Linked DNA regions of Homo sapiens: region 1 is linked to region 2. Evidence: chromatin contacts called from ENCODE Hi-C or POLR2A ChIA-PET data. All regions are on one chromosome and are shown on one strand. The core of a region is the stretch at or near the end of the contact, and the rest is flanking DNA. Distances in the headings are between cores, read along the strand shown. Region 1 holds the start of BEX3 (brain expressed X-linked 3). Region 2 holds the start of TCEAL7 (transcription elongation factor A like 7).

Region 1 (4,269 bases), core at 795-3,294, 46 kb after region 2:
TAATGCTTTTGGTTCCTTATCATAAACAACAGATATCAAATATTTTTTATAACAATGCCACTTTTCTAAAGACATCTCTATTTTCTAGCTGTGATAATTTTTTTAAAAATGATTTCAAGTTGGAGAAAGGAACATTTGCACTCAGGATAAGGTTCAGTCTCAAGTTAAGTTGTTTCACACACCCCCTGCTTATTTCTAATATATTTTGAAACATTCGCACCAAAGGGTAGATGGTTTTGAAACTACTTTCTGCATAATATGTACTTAACTTCTGAGCTCATACTAAGAAGATATTTGTAGGGATGGTTTGAAAGGTTTGGAAAGGAAAGCAGGGAATAAAAGACTCCCTTTCTCTGATGACTGTGATATCAAAAACATCAAAGTTACATAAAATGGTGAAGATCTGACGACCAGACTGCTCCCTGAAGATTCACTTTACAGATCATTTCGAAAACACCAACTGTGTTCAGAAAGAGTCCCGCCTTTCAGGCGCCTGTAGTCCCAGCTACTCCGGAGGCTGAAGCAGGAGAATGGCATGAACCCTGGAGGCGGAGCTTGCAGTGAGCCGAGATCGCGCCACTGACTCCAGCCTGGGCGACAGAGCGAGACTCCGTCTCGGGGGAAAAAAAAAAAAGAAAAAGAAAGAGTCCCGCCTTTTTATATATTTTTTTCTTTTCTTTTTTTTTTTTTTGGAGACGGAGTCTCGCTCTGCCGCCTAGACTGAAGTGCAGTGGTGCGACGCGGCTCACTGCAACCTCTGCCTCCCGGGTTCAACGATTCTCCTGCCTCAGCCTCCCGAGTAGCTGGGACTACAGGCACGTGCCACCACGCCTGGCTAATTTTTTTGTATTTTTAGTAGAGACGGAGTTTCACCGTATTAGCCAGGATGGTCTCGATCTCCTGACCTCGTGATCCGCCCGCCTCGGCCTCCCAAAGTGCTGGGATTACAGGCGTGAGCCACCATGCCCGGCCAAAAATAAAATTTTAAACGAGCTAGTATGTATCAAAAGTAATGGCTTGATGTTGTGTGGAGCCCAGAAAAAATATTTTGTGTGGTACAGGTCAACATAAACAATGAGAGATTTCATTGTGCAGGATAAAGCATTTCCTTTTTTTTTTTTTTTTTTTTTTTTTTTTTTGACAGGGTCTTGCTCTGTCGCCCAGGCTGGAGTGCAGTGGTGCGATCCCGGCTCACTGCAACCTCCGCCTCCCAGGTTCAAGCGATTCTCCTGCCTCAGCCCCCCGAGTAGCTGGGATTACAGGCGCACGCCACCACGCCCAGCTAATTTTTGTATTTTTAGTAGAGATGGGGTCTCACCATGTTGGCCAGGCTGGTCTCACACTACTGGCCTCAAGTGATCCACCCGCCTCGGCCTCCCAAAGTGCTGGGATTACAGGTACGCCACCGCGCCCAACCAGCATTTCTTTCAAAATTAAAAACTTATAATTTATAATTTTCTGAAGCATGCAGATTTTTTAAGGAAATAAAAAGAAATATATACAGTCCACTCCACTTCCTTGCCCCGCTTTCTGACAAATGCCCTCCTGCCTCCCCACCTTAGCCCTCACTCTAAATTTTCTAGAAGGGTAGGAATTCAGGGGCTACGTGGGCATTGATGGCTGTGCACACGCAAGGGGTAGAAGTGGGAGTGCAGCGCAAAGCATGTTGCCAGGTAGAAAAGGAGAGAAAGCAGAAAAGGCCAAAGCCAAGGCCTGAAGTGAGAGGGGGCAGTGGTGGAGGATGATGCAGACCCTCCCTGGTAACCAGAGGAGGGCAAACTCCAACCGCAGAGCAGTGATGCCACTTGTGGGCCCTCAGATTGGAGAGGACCGAGAAGAGTGACAGGGCTGTGCGCTCTGGGGCACCTCATGCAGACGGGAGTAGGGAGGCTGTTTTTTGCGCGTGCATATGGCGGTGGCGGGTGGGGGGAAGGGGGAGATCCTGCTGCACTGGCCGCCCAAGTTGGGGGGCGAGCTCGGTGGTGACGCGCGGCCCTCACGTGACCCAGAGCTGCAGAGCGACGCAGCCTTCGGTGCAGTCGTCACTCGCGTCTGGCTACCAGCTCCCCGCTGCCCTGAGCTCGGCGGGCTGGCATTCGGCCCGGGGAAAAGCGGAGCAGGTAAGGGCTCCGGGGCCCGTGAGCCCCGGCCATGCCAGCAGCGGCTGACCGACCTCGGCGACAGGCGCAGAACAGCGCAGGGGGTCCCCGCCAGCTTTCTCCACACCCCAACATGCTTGGGAACACAGAGGCCCCCAGGGATGGGGAAGCAGGGGCGGCTGGGTTTCCAGGGGCGGCAGAGCCACCAAGAGCGATGGAAACCCACCCCCGAGTCCCTGCAGGAAAACAGCGAACACCGCGGGGGGCTGGGCGTTCGAGGGTGGGGTGGGGGTGGGGGGCGGGAGACGCGGGGCGCTGGCAGCGAGGGGAGCCCGGGCTCGGAGCACGGAAAGGGCCGGGCGGCGGCGGGTCTTCGCTAGCGTTCCGCTGCAGCAGCCCCCACCCCCCACAACCCCCACCCCGGCTCGACTGCAGGTCTGCGAGGCTAAGTGTCTCCGCGGCGCACCTCGCGGCGAGAATCCGGAGGAGAAGGAGACTGCAAGGATAGGCCCAGGTCGGTGCGAGGGACGGTGGTGGGGCGGGGGTCGGAACGTAAGGAAAGCCCAGTCTGAGACCCCAACCCCCTCCACCCCATCCCCCACTCCTATACCGGTCCTCCATTTTGGTGCCTGCAAAGCTCTGGGAAAGAATCCCGGGAAACGAAAAATGGTGGGTTTGGGGGAAGGGAGGTAAGGGGAGAAAGCTGGAGGGAGGGGCTTTAATTGGAGGCCCCGTAGAGGACGCGCGGAACTTCTAAGGTGGGAAAAAACGAAATTAAAAAATCCTTTGATATCAGGGCTCTGAATCCTGCTGGTCAGAGCACCAAGCATTCAGTCTCTCTCCTTGCCTTTGTCTTACTTGTGTTCAAAGAAAAACAACCAGAAAAAAAAAATCTCATCATGGCAAATATTCACCAGGAAAACGAAGAGATGGAGCAGCCTATGCAGAATGGAGAGGAAGACCGCCCTTTGGGAGGAGGTGAAGGCCACCAGCCTGCAGGAAATCGACGGGGACAGGCTCGCCGACTTGCCCCTAATTTTCGATGGGCCATACCCAATAGGCAGATCAATGATGGGATGGGTGGAGATGGAGATGATATGGAAATATTCATGGAGGAGATGAGAGAAATCAGAAGAAAACTTAGGGAGCTGCAGTTGAGGAATTGTCTGCGTATCCTTATGGGGGAGCTCTCTAATCACCATGACCATCATGATGAATTTTGCCTTATGCCTTGACTCCTGCCATTTATCATGAGATTAATACTGTGATTCCCGCTGTTTTCTTTTTCCTTGCATTTTCCTAATATGCCTTTACTGATCCGTTTGCTGTGAACCCTATGTTATTTCCATGTGTCAAGTGGGTCTTGTGTTGCCAGCTTCTATTTGAAGATTGCCTTTGCACTCAGTGTAAGTTTCTGTCAGCAGTAGTTTCACCCATTTGCATGGAAAAATTTAAAGCTAATAAAGCAATTTAAAAAGCAATCTATACATTTATTGTCTCATTAAAAATGTATACTTACATATAACAGATGAACTAAAAAAAAATCTGAGATTAAATACACTAGAGTGTTAATTGGTGAACATTTCTGTGTGTTAACTAATCCCAGCACTTTGGGAGGCTAAGGTAGGCAGATCACGAGGTCAGGAGATCGAGACCATCCTGGCTAACACGGTGAAACCCTGTCTCTACTGAAAAAAAAATACAAAAAATTAGCCGGTCGTGATGGCACACGCCTGTAATCCCAGCTACTCGGGAGGCTGAGGCAGGAGAATGGCTTGAACCCGGAAGGCGGAGGTTGCAGTGAGCCGAGATCACGCCACTGCACTCCAGCCTGGACGACAGAGCCAGACAGTCTCAAAAAAAAAAAAGTAATATGTGACATTTTTTTCCTTTTATTATCTGGAGTTTGAGAAGCAATGAAAATTATTTTTCAATGAGATTATGAATGTAGTGCAGATACGTAACAATACTGGCTCAACAAATTTGAAGAGTAAACTCTAACTATCCTTCAGTCTTAACTGGAATAATAAACCTTCCCTTTATTACAGATGCATTCCTTTAAAGAGCCCGTTTTCTGCTCTGTGAAATGGGGAACAATGCTTGTCTTACAGGGCTGCTGAGTGGAACTGATGAAATGTGGAACTGTGTTGGGCTGGCTTCTGTCCCCAAC
Region 2 (4,221 bases), core at 1,017-3,516:
AGCTAGATGTCAGCAAAATGGCAGAACAGGACTTTCCTGCACTCATCCTCCCACAGAAACATAATCTGAACAACTATCTGGGCACAAAAATAATTTCGCAAGAGCTAAGGAAACCAGTTGGCAGATTACAGCACCTGGGTATAGAACAGAAATAAGAAAAAAACACATTGAAAAGGATAGGAAGGAAAGTTTTACATTACCCACATCACCCCTTCCTGAACCCCAGGCTGCACAGCTTGGAGGTACCATCCACTTGGGGGAAGGAGAAGGAAGTGAACACCAGACTTTTTCTTGGATCCCAACACTAGGCCCATCCCAGTAATACCCAGCACTGGACCCGCCCCCATGGTCCCAGACTCTAGGCCAGTACCTGCAGACTGAGCCTCCAGGCCTGCTTTAGCACTAGTCTGGATCCCACAGCCCCAGGCTCCAGGCCTGCTCTAAAAACTCAGTGTCTAGGCCTGCCCCACTGCCAAACTGACCCCCTGGGCTGCAGGCTTCAGCTTCACCCACCTCCCCCATCCCTGGTGCCAGACCTGCCCCCACATATTTAGGCTTCAGGCTGCCTTGGTACTTGTCAGTCATGTATTAAATGTTTTACACATATTAAATATGTAATTTAGTCCTGAAAACTCTGTGAGATACTTCAAACTATTAGCCTCATTTTATAGATGAAGCACAGAGAAGTTGCAGTATCCAAGTTTTACATTCAAGTTTATACAAAAGCTAAGTAAGTACAATTAATTCAAACTAGGATTTGTCCAATGCCATTCTTCTTACTAATATGCAAAGTCTTCAACACCCGAATCCTTCAGCCATTTTATAACTCTGAGTCTAACCATCTGCATGAAAAGCTGTTCACAGAGGATTCAGGAATTTTTCTCCCCACAAACGAATTTTTTGCCTCTATCACAACTAGTCATTCCTTAATAACTGTGACAATGATGCTCTACTGTTTTTAAGACTTTTTTCTGACCACTGAACTTTTTTCTGGAGTCATTTATATCAAACTGATTAGTGGTAACTTTATATTCATAATGAGCTGCAATCTTCCTAAAAACAACTTATGAGAAGTTTACACATCTCCCTTTCTATTGCATATATTTCAAGCTAACAAATCAAGAGCAAATCTACTTAGACAAGTACCCAAATCCTTAGCAACAAAAAGTTTAGTGTGTTGGGTGGCTAAATGTGACTAATTTTTGTTAGTACTACAAGTAGCTTTCAATACATCAGTATGGCTAAATAAGGTCATGGAAAACATAAATAGGATGGAGATGTCTAGGGAAAATGAAAAACTATTCTTTTCTGAATGAGAGTGTTGAAAAAAGTTGGGATATTAGGGGTACAGTATTGAAGAAAAAAGGGTTATGTGTATGGTATAAACTGGAAGAAAGAGGGCATGATACTGAGCTCAAACTAGTTAAAATTTGTGACTTACAGTTGCGATCTGGAAATCTAAGGGCAAGGTGCTGTAGGATTATGGTCTCAGTGACTCACCTAATGGAAGGACCTCACATGCCCGGGAGCCCCTCAAAAGAGTAGGTTCCAACTGACCTGTACATCTTAAACTTCAAAAAATATGTCTGCCTAAAGGGTCTATATTTATATTATGACTTCAGCAGCAGAAACAGGTGGCTGGCCTTTTTATCCTCCTATCTGGAATCTTTTTCCAAATGTACATATCTTTATCATATTTCTGATTATTAAAAGTATATAATAAGTTTATGGAAAAATTGGAAAAGAATAAGAAATTATCAAAACAAAAGTAAGAAGCACAATCCAAATCATTACCTCCTTTCCTAATTCACCCCATTCCCTCCAATCTGGTTTCAAGGATTGGACTCCAAGGGAAATGATGGCTATTAGTGGCTGAGAGGCGATTGGATGGAGGAGACTGCCACTTTTCTTTTCTTGTAGCTTAGAAAAGGATAAGTAATCCTCCCTCTCAGCACAACCACAAAAAAAGTAACAATGGTTAATATAACTTTGGGAAAATGCAGCCCCTCCCTGGTAATCAGAGAAAGGCAAATTCTGACCACAGGGAGAAGGCGCCACTTTTGACCTCTGGAATTAGCAAAGACAAAAATGAGTGACAGGGCCTGGTGTGGTGTGGGGTGGGAGGTTGGTAAGCCGGTCCACTTCTGCAGCGCTGCTGGTGGGAGGGGAAAGTGGGGACCAGAGATGGGGGATGACATAATCCTCACGTGATCAGGAGCTGACGTGAACCGAAGTCCTTATATTCCCGGGCTTCTTTCTCCTCTGGGTACCAGCTCCTTACTGCCCTGCAGACAAGCGTGCCGTGCGTGCTTGTGGCCAAGGGAAGGAAGAGGTAAATTCCTTAAATCCCAGCAGGTTGGAGTGAAGGAACCACTGGACCCCCGGGGTCAGTAGTGGGTGAATCTAATGACTGGAATAGGTCCAGACTTGCTTTCCCAAAACCGCTGCAAAATCGTCGGAGATAATTGTATCTTTTGCAGGGGGAAGCAAGGGGGTAGGTCGAAATCTTTTGAGAGACACCTAGAGATTTAGTGACAGCTTTGAAATAATCGGCTTCTCTCACCCTGGCATGCTTTCTTTTTATCCTTCTCCTCATCTTTCTCCAATTTTGTTAAGAGAAAATTTTAGGCCTGGGGTATGTGTTGGTGTGTGGAGAAAGGCTGAAATCCCGGGATGGAGACAACAGAAATTTAGAGATCATTTGAAAATAGTTCACCTCACTCAATGCCGGCCTGTGGTGGTGGGGTGGGGCGCGGGACGGGGCGAAGGAGGGAGACGCGGGCCTTGCAAGGCCCAGGCCTGAGGGTGAGGAGTGGGGAGTGGAAACGGAAATCCTGAAGGAAAGGATACAGACAGGAAGGAGGGGCCAGGAGGTAGAAATCCGGGGGGCGATGACGGTGATGATGAGAATCCCAGGTTCAAAATAATAACGTCTGTCTTGTCTCTGGAGCTGGTTGATCCACAGATAGCTCCTTCCTCCCCGCCCCTTCCTTTTTGTTTGGAGGTCCCAGGATCTGTGTTCACAGACATCTGGGGGAAGAAAAGGAGCAGGAAACTACCCCGCACAGGTCAGTATGAGAGAGGCACTTAGACTGAGATCTCTGAGGATAGGAGTCGGGAAGGGGCAAAAGCTAGGCGAAATTTGCGGCTTCGCAGTCCATCTCCTTTTCTGCTCCGCCTCTCCTGCCTATTGGAGAGGCCATTAGCTTTGTCTGCTGGGGAAACGGTGGGTTCCTGAGGTGGGAGGGGAGAAAAGGGGGAGATGAGAGGGTGGAGGGAACTGCCGCAGACTTATGAGGTCTGGACCTGTGGGGCAGAGATGGGAAAGTATCTTGCCTCAGAGAGAAACTGACAATCGTGATTCAAAAGTAATGAAGCAATTTGTCTTTACATTTTCTCCCTAGAGTTAAGCAGGAAACAACAACAACATCATGCAAAAACCCTGCAAAGAAAACGAAGGAAAGCCAAAGTGCAGCGTGCCAAAGAGGGAGGAAAAACGCCCGTATGGAGAATTTGAACGCCAGCAAACAGAAGGGAATTTTAGACAGAGGCTGCTTCAGTCTCTCGAAGAATTTAAAGAGGACATAGACTATAGGCATTTTAAAGATGAAGAAATGACAAGGGAGGGAGATGAGATGGAAAGGTGTTTGGAAGAGATAAGGGGTCTGAGAAAGAAATTTAGGGCTCTGCATTCTAACCATAGGCATTCTCGGGACCGTCCTTATCCCATTTAATTAATTTCTCTGACAATTCAATTATTTTCTGTTATTAATGTTGCCACTGCTTTCTGTTTGTCTGCACTTTCTTGATAAATATTTGCTATCGTTTTACTCCAGTCATTCGATGTTGCTGAGATTTACATATGACTCTTGTCAACATCTCATCTTTTGACCCAATCTTATTCATTTAATAAGAGGTCTCATTCATTTGCATGGAAAAATGCTCATTGTATATTGCAAAGTGAAAATAACGAGTTGCAAAACAGTGTATACATATATGTGTGTATATATGTACACTTTATTTGTACATTTCTATGTGACATAATGCAAAGGAAAGTGTCTGATTTTATTATACACCAAAGGTTAACAGTGAATCTCTGTGTGATCTCTTTTTTTTTCTTTTTGCCTATCTGCATCTTCTCACTTGCCAAAAAATGAATATATGTTTATGTGTGTATATTACTTGTGTCACAAAAAACCCTAAAGTAGACAGTAAAAGAAC

Evidence for each region. Hi-C counts contacts between places; a loop is a spot of excess contacts on that map. ChIA-PET counts read pairs that join two places held with the same protein, here RNA polymerase II (POLR2A). Pooled maps may share reads with other maps.
Region 1: a loop to region 2 is called in a pooled map, with 2.3 times the contacts of the local background. The contact joins the promoter of BEX3 here to the promoter of TCEAL7 in region 2. A Hi-C loop is called at or near these places in 4 of 168 maps with a recorded cell type or tissue (Caco-2, endothelial cell of umbilical vein, mammary epithelial cell and 1 more) and 13 of 50 pooled maps. POLR2A ChIA-PET finds 5 or more read pairs at or near these places in 8 of 52 experiments (HEK293T, OCI-LY7, SK-N-SH and 3 more).

What each region holds. Positions count from the first base shown.
Region 1 is chrX:103,374,494-103,378,762 of GRCh38, forward strand. It overlaps BEX3 (brain expressed X-linked 3), which reads left to right and starts at 2,045. Exons shown (of 3, transcript NM_206917.3): 1 at 2,045-2,120; 2 at 2,535-2,613; 3 at 3,017-3,671. The coding sequence starts at 3,029. The coding sequence ends at 3,334.
Region 2 is chrX:103,327,973-103,332,193 of GRCh38, forward strand. TCEAL7 (transcription elongation factor A like 7) reads left to right here and starts at 2,267. Exons shown (of 3, transcript NM_152278.5): 1 at 2,267-2,332; 2 at 2,951-3,068; 3 at 3,405-4,221. The coding sequence starts at 3,432. The coding sequence ends at 3,734. RefSeq lists an enhancer at 2,783-3,282.